Linked DNA regions of Homo sapiens: regions 1 and 3 are each linked to region 2. A link is a loop called in an ENCODE intact Hi-C map of the cell type or tissue named here. Cell type or tissue: CD14-positive monocyte. All regions are shown on one strand.

Region 1 (2,500 bases), 180 kb after region 2:
TCTCAAAAAAAAAAAAGATAAAAGTTCTAATGTACTTTTACTTAACTGAACAAAAAATGAGCTTGGCCCCGTGATTTTGGGCCTTTTTCAGAAATAACATTTATGTGCTTTAGTGATCATTTACAAGTGATTATTAATTTAGTCATAAGGCTTCTAAGACTCTTTCAAAATATACATTGTTTTGAGTATGTCAGAGGCAGCAAAGAAGTTGACAGACATCAGTGGCAGCCATTTAAGAATAGCTGCATTCAAGTTATTGACATTTGAAAAATTATGTAGTACCTTGTTAGATTGTAGTTCACTATGGAAAAATCAGTTAAAATGCAATGAATGGTATATGAACAAGTTTCATATGATTAAACATTGAAGTTTTTACTGTGAATTGAAATATGTACATTGTAACTCATTCTGTCCTGTTTCCAATATTAAGCCTAACTGAAGTAGACTGACTAGTGCGCGCGCGCGCGCGCGCACACACACACACACACACACACACACACACTCCTTTTCAGAAAAGTTTGTTTAGTGGTAGCACTGCTATTTCAGTTAGTTGTAAGTTTTGCCAAAATAATCATTTTGGAAATACATAGAAAGCATTTGGCAGAAGATAGTATATTTATTTGTATATTCTATTCATATTGGTAATAAGAGTTTTATGCCTTTTGCTAAGGAGAAATTGCTGGCATAAAATTTATAGTTAATGATGTTTGTACCTATTCTTTCCAGCTTTTTAAGGATACTGGTACAGTAACTATAGTGGCTTACTCTTCTAATTTTCTGATGTCTCTTTCCTACTTCAGCCCCCAAAGCAGGTTACAGCCAAGGTGCAACTCAGTATACTCAAGCCCAGCAAACTCGACAAGTGACAGCCATAAAACCAGCCACACCAAGTCCAGCTACCACTACTTTCTCCATCTATCCTGTATCCTCCACCGTACAGCCAGTAGCAGCTGCGGCTACTGTGGTGCCATCCTATACTCAGAGTGCTACTTACAGTACCACAGCAGTTACATATTCTGGTAAGACTGATAAACTGTGTTTAAATGAGTAAACAAATTAGGAAGAGACTTAGTAGAAACTATCTTGATTGTCTTTGAAATTACCTTACTCCCAATAATAGGAATTAAATTAATTGATAGACATAAATATAGGTACATAATGTGACTGTTCTGTAAATTGTATGCTTTTTTGGGGGCGTGGGGAGGAGAAGATCTTAGAAGAATATAATATGTTCTTGGGGGTTTTAAGGCTCATTATGAGTCTTGGGCTTAGCATTGCAATTAAAGGAAGTAACACCGAGTTTTCTACAGGATTGTTTACTTTCCTGCTTTTCCAAATGAAATTGAAAACTCAAGGTTAATACTCAGGGAATACCACAGACAAATTATTTCTGTTTATTTTGGCTCTCGAAGAGCTATTTATTATCAGAAATAGTTCATCATGGAAATGTTGGGTAGCCCTTTCTAAACATCCATAAGATGGTGGTTATGTAACACACCTTTTTTGGAAGAACAGAGTACCTTTATTTTCCTTAAATAATTATATATTTCTCCCAGAGAGGTACAATGGCTAAAACCTTTTTGTGTCCACTGCTGTTGCCAATTTCTAGCTGAGGAAGTTTGCATTTTCACAGTGATTAAGATCACACATTGCCTTTTTTGTAGAGACTCAGCTTTTGTATTCCTCCCAGAAGATATGCTGTGAATGACACTCTTTTATTTCTCAGAGATTTCTTATCTCTTACTCTAGGGTGCTAGGGATACAATGATGAATTAGGAATGCACGGAGTGTTTGAGAACTGCAGTTCATTGTGGCTGGAATACAGGATACATGGGGTAAATGTCAGTAGATGAGGCTAGAAGTGCCAGAGTATGTAAAGCCATGTGTGCTCTGCTATGGTGTGTGTCTTTATCTTGTGGGCAGAAAGGGAGCTGCAGAGGCTATATTAAGAAATGGAGCGGTGTGAGCAGATTTGTAAGTTAACCGGACAACCAGGTGGAAATGAATTGAATGAGGAGACATTAACATCTGAGAACTCTGGCTGGAGTGGTGAATGATGAGGACCTGCTCATCATTCACCAGTATGAATGATGGTAGAAAGACATTTTATAATCTATTAAAGGCATAGTACAGGAGATTCCTTATTTAGGAAAGAAATCTTTTGTTAAGATCTCAAGAAAATACTGAATTTATGATTCCTAGATCTGTCATTTAAGATAGATAGGACTTTACTGTCTCTCCCTATTTGGTTGACTAGCTATAATTGTAACTAGGATTATATTACAATGAAATCTGATTAGTCACATTTTTTTTAAATGTCCACATTAGCTTCAACAAAATAGGAAGTACCAGAGTAGCTTTTCCTGTTCATTGTTTCTCTCTTATATGTGCTTCCTTTCCTTTCTCTTTCTCTGGTTGTCTATACAGTATGAAGATAATTTTTATTTACATGAGTAATATATTATTATTTATAAATTAGAAACTATTTTTTTAGAAAGAG
Region 2 (2,500 bases):
AGGTTTTTCTGGAGCAACTTGCTTTTTCCTCTTTAACTAGAAAAGAATATGGTTAAAATTTGCACACATAAAAATAAAACATACCCCAGTGTCAAAAGATCCCATTACTTTTTAAGATTTAAACAATCAAAAGACTACATCCAAAATATCATAAATATATACATAAGCAAGTTTCACTCAACAACAAAACTATGAATCTAACCAATCCTTCTGTCTAGTAATGTTTTCAAACTCTGTTCTCAGGATCCCAAAAGACACTTCAGGCATTATAGTAGTATTAACCACAGGAACGGTTATTTTGTGGTTTGGGATCCCACATACGATTTCTTTGGTAGAAAAAAAAATGGAGGGATCTTGCTACTTCTGAATAAACCTGGAAACCACAGTCTACTAAGGCTAGTCAGTTACTTATTTTACGAAGCAGATATACTAATTAAAAAGAATATAACCAACTTATTCCATTTCCAGGATATGTTTATTTATGTCCTGCCTATTCCAAAAGGAATTTATGCTGGCTTAAGGAATTTATGGGCCGGGCGCGGTAGCTCACACCTGTAATCCCAGCACTTTGGGAGTCCGAGGCGGGAGGATCACTTGAGGTCAGGAGTTCGAGACCAGCCTGGCCACATGGTGAAACCCCATCTCCACTAAAAATACAAAAAAAGTTAGCCAGGCGTGGTGGTGGGCACCTATAATCCCAGCTACTAGGGAGGCTGAGGCAGAGAACTGCTTGAATCCAGGAGGCTGAGGTTGCAGTGAGCCGAGATCGTGCCATTGCACTCCAGCCTGGGCAACAGAGCGATACTCCATCTCAAAAAAAAAAAAAAAAAAAAAAATTAGCCAGGCGTGGTGGCACACGCCTGTAATCCCAGCTACTCGGAAGGCTGAGGCAGGAGAATCGCTTGAACCCGGGACGCGAAGGTTGCAGTGAGCCGAGATCGCGCCATTACACTCCAGCCTGGGCAACAAAAGCAAAACTTCATCTCAAAATAAAAAATTAAAAAAAAAGGAATTTACAATTAGGCAAATCTTTAGAGAGCTATTTTGCACTGGGCACTGACAGCCAGCAACTCAAGAACTTCCTCATTACAAAAAAAAAAAAAATCATTGTAGACAGCTATGTGTTAGACTAGCTTTCAAAAATCACAACGTTGTTTTAAAAACAGCATTATTTTAAAAGCTTATTAGAAAGTCGCATTCTCAAAAAGAGCTAACCCATAAAAACCACTACAATACCCAACCCAAACAGAAGAGGGCAGTCATGTTCCTTCTTGATGGAATAGTATAAATATTTTAATGTTACTAAATTAATTGAATGTTACCAAATTAGATGAAGCTAGGAAAAATATTATATACATGTAAAACATGAAATGAAAAATGTGGTATACAAGGTTAAGTGTTTACAAGAGTAATATTACTATTTGGGACAAACAAAAAGTTAGCTCAATATGCAGAAAGCAATTATTCTATAAATCAGGCTCTAAGTATTCCCTGTGGAATAGTGCATGTCTGGCAAATAAAAGCTCAATACACATGTGTTACATCAACATACTCAAATACTATATAGGGTGCAAATTTTAAAATTAAGAAATTTACTCAAGTATAGTCTTTGAAGCCTTATTTTACCCTTCCATGTGTTGTTATATTCTATATTTATACTTTAAGGTTGCAACTTCTCCAATCTCCCATACGCTCTCCCCTTTTCTTTTAGCTAAAATTGCTAAGCTTCAGGAGGAAAAAAAAAAGATAGGGAGCCTGCTTCTTTTGAATAAACTTTCGGAAATCACAGGTCTACCAGTGCTAGTCATTACTTACTATTTTACAAAGGATATATACTAATTAGGAAAAACACGACCAACTTATTCTATTTCTAGGATATAAATATCTCTTCAGATATGTAAAGTTCTATGCGATAAAAGACAATTCTGCACGGAAGACTTGACCGCAGAGTGAGACGCTCAGTTATGCTCCACTGAGATGCTCAATTTAGCGAAATTCACCAATTACGGTGCAGCTGTCATCTAATGCAGAAAAAGCCTATCTTGTCAATGGGTTTCAAGTTAGCTTTACTGCGTGCTGATTTAATTAAATGGAAGGGACCAGAGCACAAACTTAGTACAAACTTAAAAATGTACCAAGTCTAAAATTCAGAAAACCTTATGTGCAGAATAAACACCAGTAACTAAGAGAACTGTCAAAATTAACATTTTATGGCCACTCATGATGGCTCACACCTGTAATCCCAGCACTTTGGGAGTCTGAGGCAGAAGAATTGCCTGAGGCCAGGAGTTTGAGACCAGCCTTAGCAACACAGCAATACCTGGTCCCTACAAAAACATTTTTTTTTTAATTAACCAGGCATGATGCCTGTAGTCCCAGCTACTCTGGAGGCAGAGGTGGGAGGACTGCTTGAGACCAGGAGGTCGAGGCTGCAGTGAGCCATGATGGTGCCACCACACTCCAGCCTCGGCAAGAGAGTAAGACCCTGTCTTTAAAAAAA
Region 3 (2,500 bases), 200 kb after region 2:
CTTTATGAAGTTTCTGCCTTTGTAACATATTGGGAATTCTCTTCTATAGCTAGATTATACAGTGCTTTCCTCTTTCACTGATAATACCAACTATTAAGCATCCACAGTGTGCCAGGAACTGTATTAGGTAGTGAGCACAAATTGGTAAACAATGGATAAAGGTCCCTGCCCTTATTTGACTTAAACGTTGTTAGCAACAACAGTAAACTATTAGAAACTGAAACGAACAGGATTTTCCAGAACGTTTAAGCTGTTTTTATTCATTTTTTCCTCAAAGCCTAAATAACATAGATAGAAGAATGGTTTCTATCAGTCCCTAGTTGGTTAATCCTAAAAAGCACTGCTGGCTGGGCACGGTGACACACTGCCTGTAATCCCAGCACTTTGGGAGGCCAAGGCGGGCAATCAGTTGAGCCCAGGAGTTTGAGACCAGCCTAGGCAACATGACAAGACCCCATCTCTACAAAAAATACGAAAATTAGCTGGGCGTGGTGGTGCACACCTGTATTCCCATCTGCTTGGGGGGCTGAGGTGGGAGGATCACCTGATCATGGGAGGTCAAGGCCACTGCAATGGGTGACAGAGTGGGACTCTGCCAATTTAAGGGAAAAAAAAGCACTGCTTATTCCCAACCTGAGGAAATTGGTAGTTTCTGTAATGGTAGTCAGGAAGCGCACTTCTTTCTTATATGTTAACAGATGACATTAGTAAAACCTTAACCTAATTGTTAACAGAATTTGCTGTAGACACATGGTTTCCCTTGGGAATTATTGGTATCCTAGTTTGAAGTTGAAAATGAGGAAAGAACTGGGAGGGCAGAGGGGAGGAGATGGTAAAAAAAAAAAAAAAAAAAGAGTAGATTTCGCATATGTTGGTCAGTAAAGCAGAGGCTGTACACTAGCTGCCCACATTCTGAGTTCAGCTCAGAGGTGTTATATTTGGTATGCATAGTATTTTGTAATCTGAACCAGCAACCGTGAAGTTTCACAAAAATCCTGATGACCTCAGCAACACAGCCTGTGCAGTAGTCCCTCCTTGTCCAAGGGGGTTACGTTACAAGACCACCAGTGGATACCTAAAATCGCAGGTTGTACCAAACCCTGTATATGCTATATGTTTTCCATCTGATAACGGTGTTAGTTACTAAGCAACTAATAGGCTAGTAGGGTGTATACTGTGTGGACATGCTGGACAAAGGGATGATTCATAGGTGGGATGGAGCTGGACAGCGCAAGATTTCATCACACTGCTCAAAATTGCACAAGATTTAAAACTTACGAATTGTTTCTTTCTGGAACGTTCTTTTCTATATTTGTATACTGTGGTTGACCATAGGTAACTGAAACCACGGCGATGAGAATGGTGGGGACTATTGTATTCCCTTATGGCAACAATTAATAGGAGCTGAGTTGCAGCAGCTGTTATCTCTAGCCAGGACAAGTTCTTTACCATAATTCCCAACACCCTTAATGTGTCCCCAACAGTAAGACTGACTATGACTTGCCATTTATCACTGCCTTGCACTGTTTTTCTTCATAGTAGAGACATAGGAAAGAGCATGTTTCTTTGAGGACATGAAGAAAATTCCCAAATGTTGATCTGTGCACTTCAGGTCATTTACTCACAGTGTTGGCCTGCCTCCTTTAGGTGGCATTGGGTTTCTAATTCATACTTAAAGCAGGAGAGAGGTAAGAAACTGAGGTTTCTGATGCCTGTTCTTTTTACTTTTTCCTCAGGCTGAAATTTTCTGCTTTTCATGCTCTTTTCTCTTTCATTTACTTCGCAATGAAAGCAAACATGGAAAATCAGATACATTTGGGAAGAAATTTTAGCTAGGCTGATGTTGGTGGGGTTTTTTATTGCTTTTTATGTCACTATTGATGCAAGTTCTTGGGCTGTATTTTTCCTCATATGCTTATAATGTCATTCTTTATGTTTCAGACGTTATGAAGAGGACATGTACTGGAGGAGAATGGAGGAAGAACAACATCATTGGGATGATCGCCGCCGAATGCCAGATGGAGGTTATCCTCATGGTCCTCCAGGCCCATTAGGCCTTCTGGGAGTCCGACCAGGCATGCCTCCTCAGCCTCAGGGGCCTGCAGTGAGTGTCCACGTTGGTGATACAAGGGGTGAAAGTTTGACTGGTTCAGCATTAGAAGAAAACAATTTTGGAGGGGCTAATGTTTAGACTTAATAATCTTGTAATCTTGGTAGTTTTTTTGAGACAGAGTCTTGCTCTGTCGCCCAGGCTGGAGTGCAGTGGCGTGATCTCGGCTCACTGCACGTAACGTGCGCTTCCCAGGTTCAAGCAATTCTCCTGCCTCAGCTTTCCAAGTAACTGGGATTACAGGTGCTCACCAACACACTTGGCTAATTTTTGTATTATTAGTAGAGATAGAGTTTCGCCACGTTGGCCAGGCTGGTCTTGAACTCCTGACTTCAGGAGATCCGTCCGCCTGGGCCTCCCAAAATGCTGGGATTATAGGCATGAGCCACC

What was found. A loop is a pair of places that touch in the nucleus more often than their neighbours do. Peaks named below come from ENCODE experiments on the same cell type or tissue, not always from the same donor. Only the 100,000 strongest peaks of a DNase experiment are listed, where the experiment ranks them.
Region 1: a loop joins it to region 2, with 2.9 times the contacts of the local background. A loop is called at or near these places in 12 of 110 quality-filtered maps.
Region 3: it touches region 2 in a loop (3-fold over the local background); 13 of 110 quality-filtered maps call a loop at or near these places.

What each region holds. Positions count from the first base shown.
Region 1 is chr5:32,413,488-32,415,987 of GRCh38, reverse strand. It overlaps ZFR (zinc finger RNA binding protein), which reads left to right. Exons shown (of 20, transcript NM_016107.5): 5 at 801-1,019. Among named protein-coding and RNA genes, the nearest start is that of MIR579, 20 kb to the right of the region's middle. In CD14-positive monocyte, no CTCF peak of the experiment used is centred here; no DNase peak of the experiment used is centred here; H3K27ac peaks cover 944 bases.
Region 2 is chr5:32,589,099-32,591,598 of GRCh38, reverse strand. It overlaps SUB1 (SUB1 regulator of transcription), which reads right to left. Exons shown (of 5, transcript NM_006713.4): 3 at 1-36. Among named protein-coding and RNA genes, the nearest start is that of SUB1, 4.8 kb to the right of the region's middle. In CD14-positive monocyte, CTCF peaks have their summits at 1,050 and 1,251 (motif pointing right); a DNase peak (open chromatin) is centred at 1,228.
Region 3 is chr5:32,389,879-32,392,378 of GRCh38, reverse strand. It overlaps ZFR (zinc finger RNA binding protein), which reads left to right. Exons shown (of 20, transcript NM_016107.5): 12 at 1,942-2,104. Among named protein-coding and RNA genes, the nearest start is that of MIR579, 3.3 kb to the left of the region's middle. In CD14-positive monocyte, no CTCF peak of the experiment used is centred here; a DNase peak (open chromatin) is centred at 1,218; H3K27ac peaks cover 2,500 bases.